Linked DNA regions of Homo sapiens: region 1 is linked to region 2. Evidence: read pairs that join two places in POLR2A ChIA-PET (ENCODE). Cell type or tissue: Panc1. All regions are shown on one strand. Links, peaks and the distances in the headings refer to the core of each region. The heading gives the core; the rest is flanking DNA.

The links. ChIA-PET counts read pairs that join two places held together with the same protein. Peaks named below come from ENCODE experiments on the same cell type or tissue, not always from the same donor. Only the 100,000 strongest peaks of a DNase experiment are listed, where the experiment ranks them.
Region 1: POLR2A ChIA-PET joins it to region 2 with 8 read pairs; 5 of 35 experiments call an interaction of 5 or more read pairs at or near these places.

The regions. Positions count from the first base shown.
Region 1 is chr5:134,376,042-134,387,740 of GRCh38, reverse strand. UBE2B (ubiquitin conjugating enzyme E2 B) reads right to left here. Exons shown (of 6, transcript NM_003337.4): 3 at 11,047-11,072; 4 at 6,933-7,022. Among named protein-coding and RNA genes, the nearest start is that of UBE2B, 10 kb to the right of the region's middle. In Panc1, for the core only: no CTCF peak of the experiment used is centred there; no DNase peak of the experiment used is centred there.
Region 2 is chr5:134,134,295-134,145,993 of GRCh38, reverse strand. TCF7 (transcription factor 7) reads right to left here. Exons shown (of 10, transcript NM_003202.5): 4 at 7,830-7,935; 5 at 6,956-7,043; 6 at 3,690-3,809; 7 at 3,111-3,273; 8 at 2,894-3,001; 9 at 2,354-2,402. Among named protein-coding and RNA genes, the nearest start is that of TCF7, 25 kb to the right of the region's middle. RefSeq lists enhancers at 19-68, 5,655-6,632, 7,224-7,333, 7,504-7,673, 7,684-7,753 and 1 more. In Panc1, for the core only: CTCF peaks have their summits at 5,114 and 5,327 (motif pointing right); a DNase peak (open chromatin) is centred at 5,325; H3K27ac peaks cover 535 bases.

The sequences.
Region 1 (11,699 bases), core at 1,899-9,898, 240 kb before region 2:
GTGCTTAGGTCATGAGTGCTCAGGGCAGGAGTGTACTCCAGATAAAAGGATGAGTTTGGCACCTTTTCTTATGTCTTGTGTGCTCACTTGTCATTCTGCCTTCCACCATGGGATGTCACAGCACCAAGGACCTTGCTTAGGTGCTGGCGCCATGCTCTTGGACTGCCCAGTCTCCAGAACCATGAGCCAAACAAACTACTATTATTTACAAATTTACAAATTATCAGTCCCTGCTATTCTGTTGTAGCAGAAAATGAACTAAGACAGCATGTTATGATCAGGAGGCTTTGAGTTAAATTTCTTCAACACACATCATTTAGCAATCTATTTAAATTCCGTATTTCTAAATATTCTTAAAGCTTTTAAAAAACTGCTTATTTTTGACATAGCAATTACACTCCTAGAAATTAAGGAAATAAACGTGGACATGCACAAAGATTTACTTACAGGATGTTCACTATAATACTACTTATAAGAGTAGAAGGCCAGGCGCAGTGGCTCACACCCATAATCCCAGCACTTTGGGAGGCCGAGGCGGGTGGATCATGAGGTCATGAGTTCGAGACCAGCCTGGCCAGCATGGTGAAACCCTGTCTCTACTAAAAATACAAAAATTAGCCAGGCATGGTAGTGCATGCGTGTAGTCCCAGCTACTCAGGAGGCTGAGGCAGAAGAATTGCTTGAACCCAGGAGGCAGAGGTTGCAGTGAGCTCAGATCACGCCACTGCACTCCAGCCTGGGCGACAGAGCGAGACTCTATCTTAAAAAAAAAAAAAAAAAAGTGAAAAACTAATTCTACCTTGTGGTCCATAAAAGAGGGAACTGGCTAAATAAACAACTGATACATTCATATAAGCAATAGCAACACAATCACCAGAAATGATACATATCTACTGTTTATAGAGTAAGACATCCACAGACTATTACCTTAAAAATAAGTTTTTAATTATTTATAATTTCCTATTTTGATTAAAAAGTTTTATATAAATTCATTTAAAGTATATGTAGTCAAAAAACATTTCTAAGACCGAATGTCAAAATGTAAGTAGTGGATATTTGTAATAGTAGGGTTATGGATGATCTTATTTTCTTTTCCTTTTTTTTTTTTGAGATGGAGTTTCGCTCTTGTTGCCCAGGATGGAGTGCAATGGTGCAATCTCAACTCACTGCAAGCTCCGCCTCCCAGGTTCAAGGGATTCTGCTGCCTCAGCCTCCCACGTAGTTGGGATTACAGGTGCCCACCACCACGCCCAGCTAATTTTTGCATTTTTAGTAGAGACGGGGTTTTGCCATATGTTGGCCAGGCTGGTCTCGAACTCCTGACCTCAGGTGATCCACCTGCCTCGGCCTCCCAAAGTGCTGGGATTACAAGCATGAGCCACTGTGCCCGGCCCTTTTTTTTTTTCTTTTTTTGAGATGGATTCTCAGTCTGTTGTCCAGGCTGGAGTGCAGTGGTGAGAACTCGGCTCACTGCAACCTCCACCTCCTGGGTTCAAGCAATACTCCTGCCTCAGCCTCCCGAGTAGCTGGGATCACAGGCATGTACAACCACGACCCAGCTAATTTTTGTATTTTTAGTAGAGATGGGGTTTTACCATGTTGGCCAGGCTAGTCTCGAATTCCTGACCTCAGGTGATCTGCCCACCTCGGTCTCCCAAAGTGCTGGGATTACAGGTGTGAGCCACAGCGCCCCCAGCAGATGATCCTCTTTTCTTTTTCTTTTTTTTTGAGATGGAGTCTCGCTCTGTCACCCAGGCTGGAGTGCAGTGGCGTGATCTCGGCTCACTGCAACCTCCGCCTCCTGGGTTCAAGCAATTCTCCTGCCTCAGCCTCCCAAGTAGGTGGGATTACAGGCACACATCACCATGCTTGGATAATTTTTTATATTTTTAGTAAAGACGGGGTTTCACTATGCTGGCCAGGCTAGTCTCGAAGTCCTGACCTCGTGATCCACCTGCCTCAGCCTCCCAAAGTGCTGGGACTACAGGCGTGGGCCACCGTGCCTGGCCTATCTTATTTTCTTTATCCTTCCTTGTGTTTATGATTTATTTGTGCAATGAGTATACATATTCCTTTCATTAAAAAAAAAAATCAAGTGACTAACAGGTATCAAAAGTCCTGAACATCTGGGAGGGTTCTTCCCTTTTTAGACTGATTCTGTGAAAATACAAGCAATGAACGTTAAGTATTTGCCCAATTGTGAGACTATCTGTAGAAAAAATTTCTAGAAGTGAACTGCTATGTAAAACAAAGAGTAAATTCATTTAAATGTTACAGATACCATTTCATGGAGCAAACCATAACAGAGAGTGGGGAGCAAATCACACTTAAACACTGTGATTCTTCCAGACTCTATCCTAAGCCCTTTTCCTTCTTACCCTTTACACACACACTGGGCAATCCTATTGACTCCTGTGGCCTCAGTTACCATCCATGTGCTCAGTATTCCCAATCATTGGCCTTAGCCTAGATCTATCTCTCAGCTTCAAAGCCAACTTACTGTCCATCCCACAGAAACATCAAACTTAGCTGCCCAAAGCAAAAATTAGTAACTCTGTAAAACCCATAAAAGTGTAAAACAATTTTAAAGTTCTGAGTAACTATTTCTGAGAATCCAAAAGTAAATCAGAACTCAAATATCTTATCAACTAATGAACAAAATACAGAATATCCATACAGTGGAATATTATTCAACAATAAAAAATGAATCACAGATACTATTATATCACAACATAGATGAGCCTTGAAAACTTTATGCTGGGTGACAGAAGTCAGTCACAAAGGACCACATAGTATAAGATTCCATTTATATGAAATATCCAGAATAGTCAAATCTAGAGGGAAAACACGTTAGGGGTAACACTTACCTAGGACTGAAGCGGGGAGGGTTAAGACAAACAGAGTTGACTGCTAAGATAATAGTTATGGGGCTTTTTGTTGTTTTTAAAGTGGTCATGGTGATGGTTATGATTATGCTAAAAACCATTTGAGTTGTACAATTTAAGTGGGTCAACAGCTTGGTGTGTAAATTATATTTCAATAAATGTTTTTAAAAAAATAAACCAGAAAGTTAAATTATAAAAAAGTACTCAGCAGAATAAAAGGGAAACCATGCTATAAATATGAAGAGATGTGAAAACCAAATACACTGTGGTTTCTTAAAAATTTGCTTAAGTGATAACCCTATATTTATATCCCTTACTCATTCTACAGTCTTTCCCACCTTTATTTAAAGACCCCCTTATCATAATTGGTTTGGTTTGACTCAATAACAAGTCTAAGCAAGATAAAGCTACAGTGGAATAAATGGTAAATGACCTGGGAACTTCCCCAAAAAGAGAAACAGAAAATAAAATTAAACCTGTCTTGGACAAAAAAAAAAGCAAAAAAGGCAGCTAGAAGGAAAAAGCAACTTCACAGAAATGAAGTGCCAAAGGTAGTATCTATTACTGGAAAGTCACCTTGATTCCAGACACAAACGAAACACATCTCTCCTCTGGGTAGGGAGCTCTATAATGTATTCTGCAGTACTAGAGACACGACCAAGAGGACCTCTGAAAATGTTCTTCCTGAAAGTGAGTTGGCTGATGGGGAACGCCACATTTAAATGAGCAAAGGCTGTGAGACTGAAGAGGAGCTTCAAGAATTTGGAGAAGTCTTTCACATGGTAATTTATAATACAGAAATATAAATGTAATAGATGTAAACAGCAAGATGTCAAGGAAGACCAAATTTATTACAAAGGAATTAGCCATCGTTTAGTGAAGAATAGTAACAAACTACTCTATGAAGTGAAAATGAGAACAATTCCACTGAAGGAAAAAAATGGAAAATGACATTAAAAGCTTTAAAAACACACAAGCCTCTGACCCAGTAATCCCCACGTTTAAAAAACTTAGTCTAGTTGTTATGCAGCAATTAAAAAAACAAACAAAAAACTCAATCAAAATAATAATTAGTATCTGAAAAGATTTATTTTGAGGCCGGGCACGGTGGCTCACACCTGTAATCCCAACATTTGGGAGGCCAAGGCAGGCGGATCACCTGAGGTCAGGAGTTCAAAACCAGCCTGGCCAACATGGTGAAACCCCGTCTCTACTAAAAATATAAAAATTAGCTGGATATACAGCTTTGGGAGGCTGAGGCAAGAGAATCACTTGAACCCAACAGGCAGAGGTTGCCGTGAGCCGAGATCATGCCACTGCACTCCAGCCTGGCCGATAGAGCAAGACTCTGTCTCAAAAAAAAAAAAAAAAAAAAAAAAAAAGCTGGGTATGGTGGCACACATCTGCAGTCCCAGCTACTCAGGAGGCTGAGGCAAGAGAATCACTTGAACCCGGGAGGTAATGGTTGCGATGAGTCGAGATCACACGACTGTACTCCAGCCTGTGTGACACAGCAAGTGTTTTTCTCAACAACAAAAAAATTTTTAAGATTTTTAAGAATGTTCAAAGTGCTATTTAAAATTGTAAACAACTGAAAACTATCAACAATTGGACACTGGTTAAAAATATGATAAATCTATGTAACAGAACATTTTGCCATTAAAAATGATGTATCAGAATATTTATTTTTTTGAGATGGAGTCTTGCTCTGTTGCCAGGCTGGAGTGCAGTGGCGCGATCTTGGCTCACTGAAACCTCCGCCTCCCGGGTTCAAGCAATTCTCCCGCCTCAGCCTCCCGAGTAGCTGGGACCACAGGCATGCGCCACCATGCCCAGCTAATTTTTGTATTTTTGGTAGAGATGAGGTTTCACCACGTTGACCAGGATGGTCTTGATCTCTTGACCTCATGATCCACCTGCCTTGGCCTCCCAAAGTGCTAGGATTACAGGCGTGAGCCACTGCACTCAGCCCAGAATATTTATTAAGGAAAATGTTCACAGTATATTAAAAAAACAAAAACAAACAAACCAAAAAAAACACCTTATTTTATATATAACATCCCAATTTTCTTTTTTTTTTTTGAGATAGGGTCTTGCTTTGTCACCCAGGATGGAGAGCGGTGGCACAATCATGGCTTGCTACAGCCTCAACCTCCCAGGCTCCAGCAATTCTCCCACCTCGGCCTCCCTAGTAGCTGGGAATACAGGTACGCACCACTGTGCCCAGCTAATTTTTGTATTTTTTGTAGAGACAGGGTTTCACCATGTTGCCTAAGCTGGTCTTGAACTCCTGGGCTCAAGCAATCCACCCTCCTCAGCCTTCCAAAGTGCTGGAATTAATAGGCATGAACCACTGTGTGTGGTCATTGACTCCAACTTTGTATATGCAAAATTGTACTTTTGAGATAGAATCTTGCTCTGTTGCCCAGGCTAGAGTGCAGTGGCACAGTCATGGCTCACTGCAGCCTTGACCTCCTGGGCTCAAGTGATCCTCTCACCTCAGCCTCCATAAGTAGCTGAGACTACAGGTGTGCGCCACCATGCCTTGATATTTTTTTTGTTTTTTATAGGGATGGGACCTCGCTATGTTGCCCAGGCTGGTCTCTGACTCCTGGTCTCAAGCAACCTTCCCACCTTGGCCTCCCAAGGTGCTGGGATTATAGGTATGAACCACCACGCCTGGCCAAAATTGTATTTTTGAAAAGCTTAATTTTAGCCAACAGATTTTTCTTATTTTTCACAATTCCACAAATAAATAGATAATACTTTTATCTATTTCTTTTAGTAGAGACAGGATCTTACTATGTTACCTAGGCTGGCCTCAAGCCACCCTCCTGCCTTAGCCTCTGGAGTAGCTGGGACTACAGGTGTGCACCACTGTGCCTGGCTTACATATTACCTTTGTTTTTTTGGAGACAGAGTCTTGGTTTGTCACCCAGGCTGAAGTGCAGTGTTGTGAGCTCAGCTCACTGCAACCTCCGTCTCCCAGGTTCAAGTGATTCTCCTGTCTCAGCCTCCTGAGTAGCTGAGATTACAGGTGCCCACCATCATGCCTGACTAATTTTTGTATTTTTAGTAGTGATGGGGTTTCACCATGTTGGCCGGGCTGGTCTCAAACTCCTGACCTCAGGTGATCCGCCCACCTTGGCCTCCCAAAGTGCTGAGTTTATAGGTATGAGCCACCATGCCCGACCATGTATTACTTTTAATTCAGGAGTTATTAAAACAACTTGACCTCAAATTTGGAAGCTTTGTAAGAGTCTAGCTACAGAAACATAGCTAAAGGCTGGAAAAAATGGCCCATTCCTGTAATCACAGTGCTTTGGGAGGTCAAAGTGGGAGGACTGCTTGAGGCTAGGAGTTCAAGGACCAGCCTGGGCAACACACAGAGACTTTGTGTCTACAAAAAAGAAAAAGAAAACAAACAAAAAAATTAGCTGGGCATGGTGGTCCACACCTGTCGTCCCAGCTAGTTAGGAGTCTGAGGCAGGAGGATTACTTGAACCCAGGAGTTTGAGGTAACAGTGAACTGTGACTGTACCACTGCACTCCAGCAGGGGTGACAGAGTATAACTTTGTCTCTGAAGAAATAAGAAACAAACCAAAAATCCACAACAAACCCAGCACTTTGGGAGGCCAAGGTGGGCAGATCACAAGGTCAGGAGATCGAGACCATCCTGGCTAACATGGTGAAACCCCGTCTCTACTAAAAATATAAAAAATTAGCCAGGCGTGGTGGTGGACGCCTGTAGTCCCAGCTACTCACAAGGCTGAGGCAGGAGAATGGCGTGAACCCGGGAGGCGGAGCTTGCAGTGAGCCGAGATCGCGCCACTGCACTCCAGCCTGGGCGACAGAGCGAGACTCCGTCTCAAAAAAAAAAAAAAAAAAAAAAAAAAAAATCCACAACAAAATACGTGGCTCACATGGACATGGAAGCAACACCTACAAGTGAGCCCTAACAGTAAAAAGTAAGGTGAAAGAGCTAAAAGGAGGGAAACAACTCTTTTCCCCACTATCATCTGCAAAATCTATAAAATGCTACTTACCATTTGGATGAAACATTTTGGATAAAAACCTAACAGTTGGTGGTTTATTTGGATATTCTTCAGAAAATTCTATTACTAGTTTAAAAGTACCTAGAGAGAAAACAAAATAATTATAGTAAAGACAAGCACGACTTTTTAATCTCTTCATCAGTTCTCAACTGCATACTGGTTTTTGTACAACCACATAAAAGTTAGTATGTCAACGTTGGTTCGGCATACAAAACATCCTAAATATACTCTATTTATGTTAGAATGGTAACACGCAGCATTGGCAAGCGGTTGGGGAACAAGCACATTCATGTTGCTATTGGTGGGAGTGTTAACTGTCATATTTTTGGAAGGCAACTAGGCCCTAGCTACCAAGATTTAAAATGCATATTTGAAGAACTACAAATAGTTTATTATAGCTTAGAATGGGAGTTGGTTAAAGGATTTTGAGAGGGTCTGACTACCACATGGCAAAGGACCCTCCCAGGAGGTGGAGGTTGCAGTGAGCCCAGATCATGCCGCTATGCTCTGGCATGGGTGACAAAGCAAGACTCCGTCTCACACACACAAAAAAACTTTAACTCAGAAAATCTTCATTAAAAATAACTGTAGCCAGGTGGGGTGGCTCACGCCTGTAATTCCAGCACTTTGGGAGGCTAAGGTGGGCGGATCACCTGAGGTCAGGAGTTGAGACTAGCCTGGCCAACGTGGTCAAACTCCACCTCTACTAAAAGTACAAAAATGAGCTGGGTATGGGGGTGCCTGTAATCTCAGCTACTCAGGAGGGTGAGGCAAGAGAATTGCTTGAACCTGGGAGGCGGAGGTTGCTGTGAGCAGAGATCGCGCCATTGCACTCTAGTCTGGGTGACAAGAGCAAGACTCTGTCTCCAAAAAAAAAAGGTAGGTTAAACTGCAAACCCATTACACAGAATATAAATTAAAATTATATTTCTCCCCAAGTTGGTGATAAGTGTAAGCAATGTTTTACATATTTGCAACTGTCTCTTTAATGACTGGCTTAACAGAAGATAGCTGGATTCTCTTATCTGCTTCTGCACTCCATCTATTACAATACCGTTTAGTTTAAGTACATGAAGAAAATCTGGCCTCACACAAATATGTACTTGAAAAAAGGAGTACTTTCTTTCTTTCTTCCTTTTTTTTTTTTTTTTTTGTTGAGACAGAGTCTCACTGTTGCCCAGGCTGGAGTGCAATGGCACCATCTCAGCTTACTGCAGCCTCCGTCTCCTGGGTTCAAGCAATTCTCCTGCCTCAGCCTCTGGGGTAGCTGAGATTACAGGCACGTGCCATCCCGCCTGGCTCATTTTTGTATTTTTAGTAGAGACGACGTTTCACCATGTTGGCCAGGCTGGTCTTGAACTCCTGACCTCAGGTGATCTGCCCACCTTGGCCTCCCAAAGTGCTGGGATTACAGGCATGAACCACTGCACCCAGCAAAAAAAGTAGTATTTGAATAGCTTTTTCAGGTGACTGTAGCTATTCTGTTTTGATATTATACCAAAGAAGAAATGGTAGTTCTTTTAAAGGTTTGCTGCAATATAGAATCTGAAATTATTAGTCAACTTTTTGTACTCAGTTACATTAAAATCTGTTCACTTCACATACGTGTTTTACCCATTCATGGTTTTGTATTATTATTCATGGGACATCTGCAAAATATTGGGTGACTCGAGTTTACAGATCCTCCAAATGTTGCCATATTCCATTATATACTATCAAAAAAATCACAACAGGTAACACTACCCACTAATCTCATCAAAAAGTAAGTATCAGGAAGCTGTTATTTTATCAACAGCAACAAATATCTTCAGTTGCTATCCTTAACCTAACAACCCACTTAGATCCCCCCACTGTTTTTTTTTTTTTTTTTTGAGATGGAGTCTTGCTCTGTTGTCCAGGCTAGGGTGCAATGGTGCGATCTTGGCGCACTGCAACCTCTGCCTCCCAGGTTCAAGCAATTCTCCTGCCTCAGTCTCCCGAGTAGCTGGGATTACAGGTGCCCGCCACCACACCGAGCTTATTACATTACTTCTGAGAATATGTCTGCCATATATTCAAACCTGAATAACCACAGCTTGTCTGTATTTTCAAGTAAAAAATGTTCCATGAAAAAAAGTCATTCAAATTGCAACTCAAACAACTGTAGAAGTGCTTTTCTTCCAGACAACTATCATACTATGACATGCAGAAGTGCTTTGTTCATACATTCTACTTCATATCATACAGAATATTAAAAAGACAGATACTCGGCTGGGTGTGGCTCATGCCTCAGCACTTCGGGTGGCCAAGGTGGGCAGATCACCTGAGGTCAGGAGTTTAAGGCCCCAGCCTGGCCAACATGGTGAAACCCCATCTCTACTAAAAATACAAAAATTAGCCGGGCATGGTAGCACATGTCTGTAATCCCAGCTACTTGGAAGGCTGAGGCACGAGAATCACTTGAACCTCGGAGGCGGAGGCTTCAGTGAGCCAAGATTGCGCCTCTGCACTCCAGCCTGGGTGAGAGAGCGAGACAAAAAACAAAAAACAAACAAAAAAAACCCACATAGATACTCAAGGGTCCAGAGCTTCCTAATACTAATAAAAATGTCTTTAAATTAAGAAATTAAGAAAAATTGGTAACTTTTTTAAAGACAAGGTCTCACTCTGTCACCCAGGCTGGAGCTCAGTGGCTCCACCAGGGCTCACTGCAGCCTTGACCTCTTGGGCTCAGGTAATCCTCCCAAGTAGCTGGGACTAAAGGCATGTACCACCATGCCTGGCTAATTTTTTGTAGAGAAGGGCTCCCCCAGGCTGGTCTCAAACTCCTGGGCTCAAGTGATCCATGATCCACCTGCCTAAGCCTCCCAAAGTGCTGGCTATACAGGTGTGAGCTACTGCCCCTGGCCAACTGGCATCTTTTAAAATGCAAAGAATATAATCACTATTAGTATGGTTTGGTGCCACTGTCTAATGCCTTGATTTGTTCTAAGATACGAAACTACTTAGGTGTAGTTATAGCCACCATTGGTTTTGTACCATCAATGCAAAGGTCAACAGTCTTAGTATGATGAGATTTGATCGTATGGGTCCCCCGAGAGGGTCTCCAAGACCCCAAGGGGTTTATGGATCACACACTTGAGAACCCTTGATGTAGAGAAAAAAGGTAACGTCCTTAAGTACCTCCTTCAACTCCTTACCCCCCCCACAGATAATCACTGGTAACAGTTTGATATATAACCCTTTAACATAGACACACATGCATATATGTATTTGCTAAAAATGTGATGCTACGACAAACATTATCGTGCAGTTTTTTTGTCCTCTTAAGACAGTATGTCCAAATCTACCTTATTCTTTAACAGGTACATATTCCAGAATCCAGATACATCATAATTTGCTTAACCATTTCTCCTACTGGACATTCAGGTTACGTCCTTACAAACTGCTGCAGTCAGTATTCTCGGATAAATATTTTTGATGGATTAATTCTGAAGTCATTTTGTTAATGATAACAAAGATGTTTAATAATTTCTTAAAATCCAACACTACAATTGGGAAAAGTCTAAGTTCCTGGTTAAAATCAGTTTGATAAGTTCAATTATAAATTCGGTATTAGAACTAGTTTCCCATTTTCCTAGCCCCTGATGAAAATACCCAACTTGAGATGCCAAAGATTATGCAAAATGATAACTACTTATGGGTGTTAAATGCTAGTAGTACTTGAAACTACTGGCAGCTATGTATGTTTATGAAAAATTTCAGCTCAACACCCTGTCAATATCAAAGATAACAAAGTAAAAAAGCATGATTTACTCTTCTGGTGTTCACCTCAGAGATATCTTTAAGGCCACCTAAATTTAAACTATTCTCAACATAAACACTGCCATCCAGGCTTACAGTTATACAGGAAAATATTAAAGTAACCTTTAATATTGGTTACCAATGGAGGTGACCAAGCTGCTGTGGGAAGAAGTCCCTTATGAAGTATAAATTTTCCATAGCTTTACTTTTAACTTGGCCTATTAACCATAGAAAATGGCTTCAAGTAGATATGTTGGTGTTACAATTTTCTACTAAAAAGTAACCTCATAACACTATAGAAAACATAATGAGTATGACTTACCATCTTCAAAAGGTGTCCCTTCTGGTCTGAAAACAAGAAGATTTCTGATTAAAAGAAGTTTCTCATTCTGCTTTTTCTTGATTTTCAAGAATGGAAAGGATAAACTTCAACAGAAAAAGAGGGACTCATTCTGATGATTTGTGGAGTTTTAAGATAGAGTTTAGTAACACCTTAGCCCTGGATTTTCATAGACCCAGGCATAAAGTATTAACTTTCATTCTAAGCTTTCTTTTTAGGGTGGTTTTACCAAACCAAACAAAAAAACTTGCCCATAATTTTAGCACAAAAAAACTTTCATTAATACTGACCAGTCATTTTGTACATATGTGTATATATATATATATATTTTTTTTTTTTTTTTTTTTTTTTTTTGAGACGGAGTTTTGCTCTTGTCCCCCAGGCTGGAGTGCAATGGCATGATCTCAGCTCACTGCAACCTCCTTCTCCTGGATTCAAGTGATTCTCCTACCTCAACCTCCCGAGTAGGTGGGATTACAGATGCCTGGCTAATTTTTGTATTTTTAGTAGAAACGGGGTTTCACCATATTGGCCAGGCTGGTTTCGAACTCCTGACCTCAGGTGATCCACTCATCGCAGCCTCCCAAAGTGCTGGGATTTAGAGGCGTGAGCCACCGCACCTGGCCCATATGTAT
Region 2 (11,699 bases), core at 1,716-9,715:
TAGGCCTATGGGCTGTCATCTGTCTTCCAAGGGAGTCATCTCTCCTGTCTTCCAAGGGAGTCATCTCCCAGTCCCGGCCTTTGAGCTTCTCCAGATGTGTTTGTGGGACTCACATCTGCACCAAGGCAAGGGGCCGCAATGCCTATGGCTTCCTTGCCCAGCCATCCCAGTCCTCAAGCTGGGCTAGAGGAAGAAGACATGGACAGTGACTCTTGTCCATTACCATCCTTGAGTTCTCTGGGCCAGTTTGTCTCTGATGGAATGAATGGAATAGAACTTCCCCTGAAGACAGGGTTGTTTCCCACCGTGCATATGTATGTGGATACACAGACACACCCCAAACTCCTCCTTGCCCTTGGACAGGGAGTGTGGTGGGTACACTGAGAGGCTGGACAAGTGTTCCTTAGAGCCAGTGGCCTTACTGCCTGGAGTACCCTCTATCTTAGCCCTGCCAGGCCTGGCCTGAAACTGACTGAGGAAACTTTAACCACTTGTTGGGTAAACCTTGTCACACCCACAAGTATTTCTCTGTTGTATGGTGAAACACATGAGCCCTTTCCCTCAGACAGCCCAGGGTACCCCCTGGGTCCTCTCCCCCAGCCTCTCCAGCCCTTTGGTATCAGTAGGTACAAGATAGCAAGTCATAAGGCTACCTGGCAACCAGATGGTTCTGTGTTGTTGTCACCTTGCTTTTTCAGATTAAGGGCTCAGGATGGTACAGGCAGGGATCCCATCTTGAAGAGGAAGTGAGGGAGCCCATGGGCCATAATGACTTTGAGGCCTGGTAGAATGGGCTCCAGGCCCCCTTAGTGGTGGCTGAGCTGTCTGTTTGCTGAGGACCTGCTAGGCCCACTGGCATCAGAGCTGCCTTCTTGAGTCTGTCCTTCCTTTCTGGAACATTCTGTGTCTTTCTCTCCAATCCTCCTGCACTTAGACCCAAGTGGTCTTCTCCACGCGCTGTGTTCAGTATTTACTACTATTCTCAGGAGGCCTGGGCTCCCAATCTGCTGAGTATGCTAGTGGGCTGAGGGGCCAAAGGAGTGGGCTGCAGGCCCAGTGGAACATGTGCAGAGTCAGGGAAGCAGCTTAAAGCAAAGGGAGAACGATGGTGGGGACAAACCCACCTGCACGGACCACACCAATCCGTCTGCTGGTTGAGGCCAAAGCGAGCACGGCATTTCTTAGGCGAGCCAGGGTCTGCTCACAGCCATGCCAGAGGGGTAGAGCAGGGCAGAGGGCGAGCAGGCAGCGGGGCAGAGCAGGGCCCAGAAAGAAGAGGTAACATCAGTGTTAGCCAGTTATAGACACCCTACAGCCCCCATAGGCAGAGTGGGCCTCTCCATGGCACAGCCAGCCCCAGTGGGAGCCCAAGAGCCCAGAGCCAAGATATCAGGAAAGGTGGGCACCCAGGTACGCAGTAGAGGCAGTGGGAAGAATGGGAGGGAGGGAGTCCTGTCAATCTGGCTCATCTCTGTGGCTTGTGGGGCCCTTGCAGCATGGAGGCTGCAGAGGGGCCCAAGGAAGACCATGGAGATCCAGCCTTTTATGCCCTAGGGCCACCCACCTCCTCCCCAACTCCCTACCCATTTTATCCAGTTTTTCTTCATTCTTGACCTACATTCCTTCAAGGGATAAGGCTGAAGGCTATACCTTATGCTGTTCTACACACTTGCAGATGGAAGGAAGGGCCTATTCTTTGCCTTGGAAAAAGGGCTAGGAACTCTGCCCTGCTCTGTCCCAGTCCTAGCCTCCAGCTTCCCTGTGTGGGGACAGCACGGCTGAGGTGGTCAGGGATGTGGAGTCTCAGTTACCAGAGAGGCAGGAATTCACCCTTAGGAAGGAGGCCTGCAGCAGGGTGTGGGCTTCTCTACATAGAGCACTTTGCACTGCCATGAAAAATGTTGAAGTGGGGGTGATAAATTGCCAGGCTCCAGCCAGTAGGCTGTGTGTCTACTGGGCCTAGTCATGGGGCCTAGCTCAGCCTCTCCCAGTCTCAGCAGAACTAGCCAGGACATTGTTTGGGCTAAGCATCAAACCATACAGTCAGTTCTTTGCTGGTTTCTCTGGTGAGTGGAGCTAGCAAAGGTAGTGGGTGCAAGGCAGAGGAACGCACCATCTACTCCAATTCTACCCAGCAGAAGCCAGTTCTGCTGGGTTTCCCTGGGACTTAGTATAATATAGCTGTTTCTTGCATGGGAATTTGACTTGTGAGATGCAGGCCTTGTTTTCATAGGCCCCAGGCCCTGAAGGCTCCTAGCTGGGTACCGCGTTCCTCCCTTTGGGTCAGAGGAGGGCTGCTCTTGAAATGGGGACATGGAGAGGAGCCTCCACTGCTGCTGAGAGAAGGTCTCACCTGTGGTGGATTCTTGGTGCTTTTCCCTCGACCGCCTCTTCTTCTTCCCCTGCAGGGAACAAAAGGAGGGATGCTCAGATCTGGGAGGCAGACATTGGGATACCCACAGCCTGCTGCCTAGCTTGGGTAACCCTGGGATTCTGGGCGTACAGGCCCCTCCTACCTTGGGGTGCTGGTGTTTCTTGATTGCTGGTCTTGCTAGGCTGCTATGGAGTGCATTTAGAAGCTCTTCCCTCACCCCAATCTGGTCTCCAGTTTGAATGGAAGGAGGTGACTTCCAGACCCCTTTCTCCCCTTCTGCCCATGTGGCCCAATCAAATGTTGGGTAACAGCTCATGTGTGAGCATATTCTGGAGTGGAGAATAGGATGTGGGCTTGTCCTCTTCTGAGGCAGCCATGGGAGGCCTTGGACCCTCCGTGCCCTTCCTCATCGGTGCCTTCAGGACAGTAGTTCTGCGTTCCTTACTGAGATTGTGGCCTGGGGCATGGTATCTCAAAGGGTCCCCTGCCCACCCCTGCTGTGTGTCACTAGGCACTCACGTAGTTGTCCCGCGCTGACCAGCCTGGGTATAGCTGCATGTGCAGCTGCCTCTCCTTGCGGGCCAGCTCATAGTACTTGGCCTGCTCTTCTCGCGACAGCGCGTGCCACTGCAACAGGGAAGAGGGGCAGGTGGGGTGCATCAGGGAGTCAGCAGGCTGCACCAGGCTGAAGATGGTCGGGGAGCATCCCTGCCAGCCCACCTGCCCATGGTCTCACCCTGCGGCCCAGGATCTGGTTGATGGCAGCGCTCTCCTTAAGTGTGCACTCTGCAATGACCTTGGCTCTCATCTCCTTCATGTACAGCATGAAGGCATTGAGGGGCTTCTTGATGGTTGGCTTCTTGGCCTCCTTCTCTGCCTTGGACTCTGCTTGTGTCTTCCTGAGGGGCACAAATCCAGATTGTTCAGGAGCCCCCCGAGTGCCCACCTAATTGCAGCCTCCTCCTCTAGCGTGGGCCTAGAGTGTGCCTAAGTGTATGATACCAGAGTTTTCTAAGTGGAATCTTTCCTAGCTGCCCCCAAATGGGTGAGCAGACAGCTAAGTAACTGTTCCTTATAGGAACACTACAGACAAGTGGGAAAAGCATGTGTTAAGGACTTCTGAGCCCCTCCTCTGTTGGCTCAGAAAAATCCTTGTTCCCCATCCCACCCACCCCCTCCTACTTCTGAGGATCAAAAACATAGCCAGAGGCACGAAACAGCTTAGGCAGGGACCTCGTGGCAGTCCTCAGGCCTGGTGGGGAGGCATGTGTATCCTGACTGACACACCCCCTGCCATCATTGTCTTTTCACTCACAGGTTGCGGTCGAAGGGCTGCAGCTCCTGCTTCCCTGAGGGGGGCACAATGGCCGGGTGGGGGATGGCTGCTGGGTGACCAGGTACACCAGAACCTAGCATCAAGGATGGGTGGGTGAACCTGGAGGCAGGAAGAAAGTTAACACTGAGCCAAGAATTATGGGCCAGACCTTTGGACACACACAGAGGCCCCTGCATAATACATAACTTGAGGACACAGGTGAACAGATAGATACTCTATCCTACTGGCCTAGACATAAGTACACAGAGATAAATACAAATACCTGCTCCCAGCACACTACACAGACACACTGCAAAAATCTACATAGATTGCCATTCAGATGGTTACTACATAGGTCCCAAGTAGCTTTTGAATCTGTCCCCTTCTCACGTCCTTCCCCTACCAACCCAGCCTCAGGAGCCTGTGGCTGCCCTGTGAGGCCTCATCCCTCTCCTGCTTGACCCTTCCAGGCCTCTCTCCACACAATAGCCAGAGTAACCATTAGAGACACCTGAATGTTCCTGGCCTGCTTCGGCTGAAATTCCCCCAGCGTCCAAAGAATAGAACCCAGGCTGCTCCCAAGGGCCTGCACAGCCCTGCATGAGCATCCTGCTGCTGTTGCTAGCCCCTTCTCTTCTCCTCTGCTTCCTGTCCCTCTCCGTTCCCCGGCAGCCCCAGTTATGGCTGTTCCCTTGTTTTCTTCTCGCAAAAGATCTATTACTCTTTCCGCGAAGCTCTCCCTGACCCATCAGGCCTGGTGAGGTCTCCTTGGGGCTTCCCCATCACTCAGCTGGCCCATTAAGCTGCCGGTGCCATGTCTACACTTGCTATACTGGGCTGTGAGCTCCAGTGGGCAGCAAATGTCTGTGGAATCCCCTGCCATTGCATATTTGCACTGAGTCTGTCACTGAAGGAGTGACCTAAGTGAAGGGATCCATGTACACACACCTCCCACTTCACTTTCTTGCTATTCTGTGGAGACCATTCTGCCCCTTACTGCTTGCACAGGTATTATCCCTGAGCCAGCAGCCCCTAAGGGTCAGAGGTTGGGGACTTAGGTAAAAGGTGCTGTCTCAGCTTGGGCAAAGCTCAGGGGATGCCCAGGAGAGTCCTTCTAAGTAGGGATGAAGAACAGAGGTGAGTGCACACACATCTGCACACGGGCTGAGCCACATATGCCTGTACTGTCCTGGCCTCTGTGGTGCTCTGCTGCACGGTGTGGCCCAGGCTGAGGCCTCTTGGCACTTGCACTAGCTTCATTCTCAGGCACAGGACAGCAGGGGGCTGCAAAATGACAGACGGACAGATGGACAAACGACTAACACAGGGCAAGCACTGGCCTGGGCATGGCCTTGTGTGGGCTCTGAAGCCTGGGCAACAGGAAGCAGGAGCCTAGCTGCAGTGTAGGGGACTCACCTGGGGTAGGGGGCGCCAGGGGCTGCAGTGGGGGCAGGGAAGTGCTGTCTATATCCGCAGGAAGGGGACAGGGGGTAGAGAGGAGGGCTGGGCCTGTGGTTGGGAGAGATAGCTGTTAGCAGTCTGGCTGCTGGCCAGACACGAGGAAAGACTTCCCTACCTTGCTAGGCAGGCCTTGACCCATCCTGTGAGACAGATGGGCCTCTGCTGGAATTTCAAGCATCTGCCACCAGAGGGCAGCTTGTGCGGTTTCCCTCTATAAACTTGTATGGGTGCTTGAGGGATGGAAATGGTATCCTTCTCCTGGGACCCAGCTTAGCAGGCCCCTGGGCCCCTCCAGCCTGCTTCTGTTTCTTTGACGGTATAGGGCTGATATCTGTCCTGGGGCCATTGCAGCCACTGTTAACACTGGATTGTTTTGCACCACTTTGCCTGCTTCAATTCCTGGTCATCCTTCAGGTCTTCCTTAGCTAAGTGACCCTTCCTCCTCAAATCCCTGAGATTCCAAGCTGGATGAGGTACCTCTCTGGGCTCCTACAGTCCCTAACTAGAGCACTACCAACAGTGCCCTGTAACTGTCTGGTTTTTTGCCTGGGTTGCCCACGAGGTAGACTGAGTTCTGAGAGGGCAGGGACCTAACGATCAGTTGGCTTCAGCAGTGCCGACTTCCCTGGTGCCCAGAACCCTGCCCGGCACACAATAGGGCTCAGTGGAGAGATGGCTTAAATACCCCTACTTCTTTCCTCACAGCCAAGTGCCACCGGGTGGAAGCCGAGAGCACAGGGCTGCCTGAAGTCCCCTCCTTACAGCCTTGGTGGGTAAAATCTGCTGTAGGCTCAACTCTCTTGGTCTTCAGCACTGCTGGCCTAGGGGATGCTTTTGAAAGGCTGGCCTACAGATTTGCATCCACGGAACCCTGGTCTAGTCCAGTAAGGCTGGGCTCTTGAGCATCTTGCCACGCTTTGATCCTAGGGGTATTCATGGGAGTAGTCTTAATTTGTATTCAGAATGGATTGTCCAAGGAGAAGCTGGAACGGAGGAGGGTGCTGACCATGGGTAAAGGGCAAGTGGGCCACAGGTTGGGCCTCTGGCCTGCCCGATCTCCTTGGGGAGCCAAGTTTTCCTGCTGTTGGGTGACTGCCACAGCCCAGCTCTCTGAAATAGGCTAGAGACCTGCGCAGCTCAAACTATCGTTGATGAGTAAAGGGCCAAGTAGCCTGCCAAGGCCCAACTCCAGCTGAGGACAGGCCCTTTGGCCCATAGTCAGGCCTACTGGCTTAGGGGGCCAGGCTTCCTTTTCCTGGTCCAGCCTTAAGAATCTCCAAGCAGGCTGGTCAGAGGCTTGGGCTTAAGCAGGCACCACAGGGGCAGGGAGGGACACTGCCCCTCAAGCAGCTCAGCCAAGGAAAGGACCAAAAGCAGTAGGCACTGAGGCCAGTGAGCTGAGAAGCAGCAGCCTCTCTGGTAGCCACTCATGCTGTCCCCTCCCTGCTCGGGCCCACCTTTCTTCCTCAGTTACTCATATGGCCCTGGAGGTCCCTTAGCAGCCCAGAGTTCTCCCATCTAAGGGGATCTCTTGGACACTGAGGGAGACAGGGCTGGGACCAGGGACCAGCTCTCCTGCCTCTCCAAAGGGAGTATGTCAGGCTCCCTGGGGAATGCAGGCCGGGGTACATGAGGACCCCTAGCTCAGAGCCAGGTTAGGACAGAGTTGCTGGCCAGCCCCTGGCATCTAAACAGAGCTGGCAGCAGGGTGGCCAGCCAAGAGGGATGGAGGAGGAAATGGAAGGGCAGGCAGGTCTTGGTCTGACCAGCACACGGTACCCCTTTCCCATTGGGCCCACACTCACCAGCTCACAGTGTGGGGGAGCTGCCCCATGCTGCCTGAGGTCAGGGAGTAGAAGCCAGAGAGGTCAGGGGTCTGCAGAGGCCTGTGAACTGCAGAGGAGAGAAGCTGAGTGAGTGGGCTAGCCTGACCTGGCAGGCCATATCAGCAGTTACTGCATCCTAGAACCTCCTACAGGGGCCTTAAGATCCCACCAGCTTTGCTAGAGGACCAGACATAAACTAGTTTATTCAGGAGGATCCCAGTGTGATAATAGTGCCCCTTTGACAGACAAGGGAACCCAGGGCAGAGGGCTGGGGTGACTTGCCTAAGACATTAGGGGGCCAGTAGGCAGAGCTGAAGTCACTCAGGCATGGAGGCATTGGGGCATCTCTGCTCGGGGGACTCCAGCCTAGCTTTCTGGGCAGGAGGCAGGCCCCTGGTCTAGGGGAGCCCAGCCTGGGGAGCCAAGGCTCCACCTGCCCCCCAGGGTTGAGTCAGCAGGTTTCCCACAGCTGACAATGAGGGATTTCAGAATGACTTTGCCTGAGGCTGAGGTGAATCAGCCATCACAACCACCACTTTCCATTTTCTCACTGAGAGGAGGAAAGGCTACAGTTTTACAGTTCTCAGCAATGCTGCCATACTGGCAGCGGGGTCACCCATGGGATTTAGGCTTCAACCTGAAGCCTTCACATTTTGACCTAGCACCACCTTTTCCAGTTTTCTGATGCCCTTATACCCCCAGTCCATCTTTCTGGTATTTTCTTTGGGCCCTTAGTTTGCACAGCCCCAGGTTCTCCAGTTATAAAATGGACCCAGCTACCTGGTCTCAGAAGCTGGGGTCTTGGCCCTTAGGCTCTGGTTTCACTGGGCCCCTCCCCATCCCAGGCTTGTACCTTGCTTCTGGCTGATGTCCGCAGGTGCAGGGGTGGGATGTGGGCTGTTGAAATGTTCGTAGAGAGAGAGTTGGGGGACACCGTGGGGGGGCTGATTGGCCTTGTGCTGAAAAATGAGAAGGAGGGTGGGTGAGTGTGGCGAGTCCTGAGGGAGGAAGACACTGGGATGAGGGTATACAGGAAGCCCAGCTGTCAAAGAAAAGTGGTGGCCAAAACCACAGGCCTCAGCGAAGGGGGTACCACTCAAGTCACAGTGTCCAGTACCCCGCCCACTAGCCCCCAAGACTTTGCCCAAGCAGTCCCACCCCCTAGAAAGCCTCTTGGTCTTTCTGGGCACTCAATTCCTGGAGGTGCGTCTCCCCTGTCCAGAAAACCCTTATTGGCCTCCTCATCTCAGGTTTGGCTTGTCTGGGAGGTTGCTTATAGCCTCCAGCCCCCTAAAGCAGGGCATGGCCTGAGGACCCAGGCCTACCCCAGCACACCCTGGAAGAAGCACAGCTATCTTTCCTCATCTTCTAGCCCCCAGTCTGGGGATTCTGAGTCTGACCATTTGTCTTAGCTCAGGCCTAACAGGATTTTCTGACACAGGGAAGGGCCCTCCTCAATCCCCTAAATCAGGGGAGATGGGGCCTGGCTTCCTCCAGGGCCATCCTTGCCCAGCCCCCGTACTTCCTGTTTCCTCAGCACCGCAGGACTCTTACTTTTCTTTTTTCTCTGTTTTTTTTTTTTTTTTTTTTTTGAGACAGAGTCTCACTCTGTGGCCCAGGCTGGAGTACAGTGGCGCGATCTCGGCTCACTGCAACCTCCGCCTCCTGGCAGTTTAAGCGATTCTCCTGACTCAGCTTCCCGAGTAGCTGGAATTACAGGCACCCGCCACCACACCCGGCTAATTTTTGTATTTTTAGTAGAGATGGGGTTTCGCCATGTTGACCAGGCTGGTCTCAAACTCCTGACCTCAAGTGATCCACCTGCCTCGGCCTCCCAGAGTGCTGGGATTACAGGCGTGAGCCAACTGCGCCCAGCCAAGACTCTTAACACTAGTTGCATTGCTCTATCAAGAGACGATTCAGTCAGCAGGCTGGAAGGAGGGGCTCCCCAGGAAGACCTGGCTGCAGGGAGTCACTGCCAGGGCCAAGGCCCAGCTCTACAGTATCCTCAGTGCACATCTGCACGGGTCAGGGCCCTGGAGACATCATCTGCAACCAAGGTTCAACTTCCCACTTTGAAAAGCCCGTTTGCAAGGATGCTGTTGGCTGGGAGCATGGATGAGTGATCTCTGACTCCTGGCACAGAGGAAACGGGACATCTTTGGAGCAAGTCAGTAATGAGGGGCTGTGGCCTGGGTTCGTCCCCACTCTGTGAGTGCAATTCCTGACTGGGTGAATTTAGCCAGACTCCTTAAGAGCTTCAGGCATCTCTCCTAGTAGTGAATAGGGTTCATGGCCCCTTTATTACCAGGCCTGGAGAAGGGTGGCTCATGGTGAGGAGGCCTGGCACAGTCCCTCGGCACTTGGTTATTGGAAGCCCAGGGCAAGCCTAGATGGAAGGCTGGGTATAAGCCCTGCTGTAGCCAAGACATGAAGCTCCCAGCTGGGCACAGGCTCCCACACCTGCCAGCAACAGCCCTGTTGCTGGCATCTTTCCTCACATTCCTGCCTCCGGGCTACAGCCTTCACCCTTCCCCTCAGGTCTTGGGGAAGGTGCTGACACTGCCACCTGTCAGGGCCCTGCTCATCCATCTGCCCACCGGGAGGAGCCTTACATAACAGGGCTTCACAGGCTTCCTCCTTTCCTCAGGCAGACAGGGGCTGATGTCCCTATAGGTGGCTAGCAAGGAAGAAGAGAGGCTGGGGCAGCTGCAGGGTATGTGGACACATGTGCACTCCTTCAGGTATCTGGTACCTGCCACATGCCAGGGACTGTGTCATGCACTTTGTAAACCCTGTCTCATTCCCATCAGGGTACAAACAGGCTGCCATTTCTCCCATCTCTAAATCCTCCCCCAGCTACCACCTCCTGTCTCACTCCCTTTTACAGAAACCTCAGCAGACCTGTCCCCATTCACTGCCCCTAGTTCTCAGCCCTCATTCTCCCTTCAACCCAGCCAGACAGTCTCTTGCCCCATCCCTCCACTAGATGACTCTTGTCAAAGTCCCAGTGACTTCCACCATCCTGAACTCAATGGTCAATTCTCAGTCTTCATTTTATCCAACCTCTCTGCAGCATCAGACACAATTGGTTTCTCCCACTTCCTTGAAAGAGTTTCTTCACTTGGCTTGCAGAATGCCACACTGCCTGATATTCCTCCAGCTTCATGGGCCACTCCTTCCTGACCTTGTTTCTGGCTCCCATCTTCCTCTCATCTGGGTTTACAGCTTTAAACATCTTCATGTGATGACTCCACATTTCTTCTCCAGCCCCACTTCTAGGAACTCTACTTTCCAAATGCTTACTCAACTCTACTTGGTGGTCTGAAATGCCCCCTAAACTCAACATATCCAGATCGGAACCTCTGACTTCCTGCCCCAAACGCTCCTCCCTGTCTTCTTACCCAGTTAATGGTAACTCCATCCTTTCAGCTGCTCAGACTAAAGATCTTGGAGTCATCCTTGACTCCTTTTTCTCTGATACTCCATATCCAATTTGTCAGCAAATCCTAATGCTCTACCTTCAAAATGTGTCTAGAATCCCACCACTTCCTCCTTGCCCGCACCCAGTCCAAGCCACCATCACTTTGCACCTGGATGACTGCAGCAGCTCCCTCCTTAGACCCATGCTTCTCTCCTGCCCCTCCGCCAGTCCTCAATCCAGCAGCAACAGGAATCAGATCGTGTCACTTCTGCCTAAAGCTTCCAGTGGCTTCCCACGGTATCTCCTGACCTGGGGCCTACAAAATTCTCTGTGGGCTGGGCGCAGTGGCTTCATGCCTGTAATCCCAGCACTTTGGGAGGCTGAGGGAGGAGGACTGCTTTAGGTCAGGAGTTCAAGACCAGCCTGGGCAACATAGCGAGACCTTGTCTCTACTAAAAATAAAATAAAAATAACTAGCTGGGCATGGTGGTGCATGCCTGTAGCCTCAGCTACTCAGAAGGTTGAGGGAGGAGGATCATTGGAGCCCTGGAGATCGAGGCTGCAGTGAGCCGTGATTGTGCCACTGCACTCCAGCCTGGGTGACAGAGTGAGATGCTGTCTCAAATAAGTAAAGCTCTACGTGATCTGGCTCCTGCTCCCTCTGTAACCCCAGCACCTTCTACTCTCTTCCTTGTTCACAATGCCTGGGGCTTCCCATGGGTGCTTTAGCCTCCAGCATCCTTCTTCATTTACTCCAGTGATAATGCTGAAAGTGTGCCATGATGTGAGGTAGGTTGGGAAGCCTGGCTCTAGGCTTGCTGACCTTTTCACTGACCTTTTATTGGAGGATCCTGGGCCAGTCTCATCCTTCTCTGGGGCTGCATTTTCTCTCCTTGTAAAACGGAGATGAGAATACCAGTCCTACTCACCTCATTGGTCACAGATGCAAAAGTTCTCCTCTGTCCTAAAGTTCCAGGGAGAAGGAGCCAAGGGCCTGTTAAAGTAGGAAGTTTCCTGGAAACCCCTGGGGTGTTTTTATCCTAACAGGTTCCTAGAATAACACCAGCCAGCCAGGCAACATCAGCCCTGACCAGGCCTCGTGACAGCTGAGGGCACGGAGACTGAGCCTCAGGGCCTACTCCTTCAGGAACATTGGATCCTGCCAGAAAGCATTCCACCATTCACCACCTTAGGGCACAAATGCCTGGAGCATGGGGGGCTTTCGAGTCTAAGCTCCTGCTTCAGAGGAGGCCTTGCCATCCAGCCTTGGCTCTGGCTCTTTGACCCTTGGGATGGACC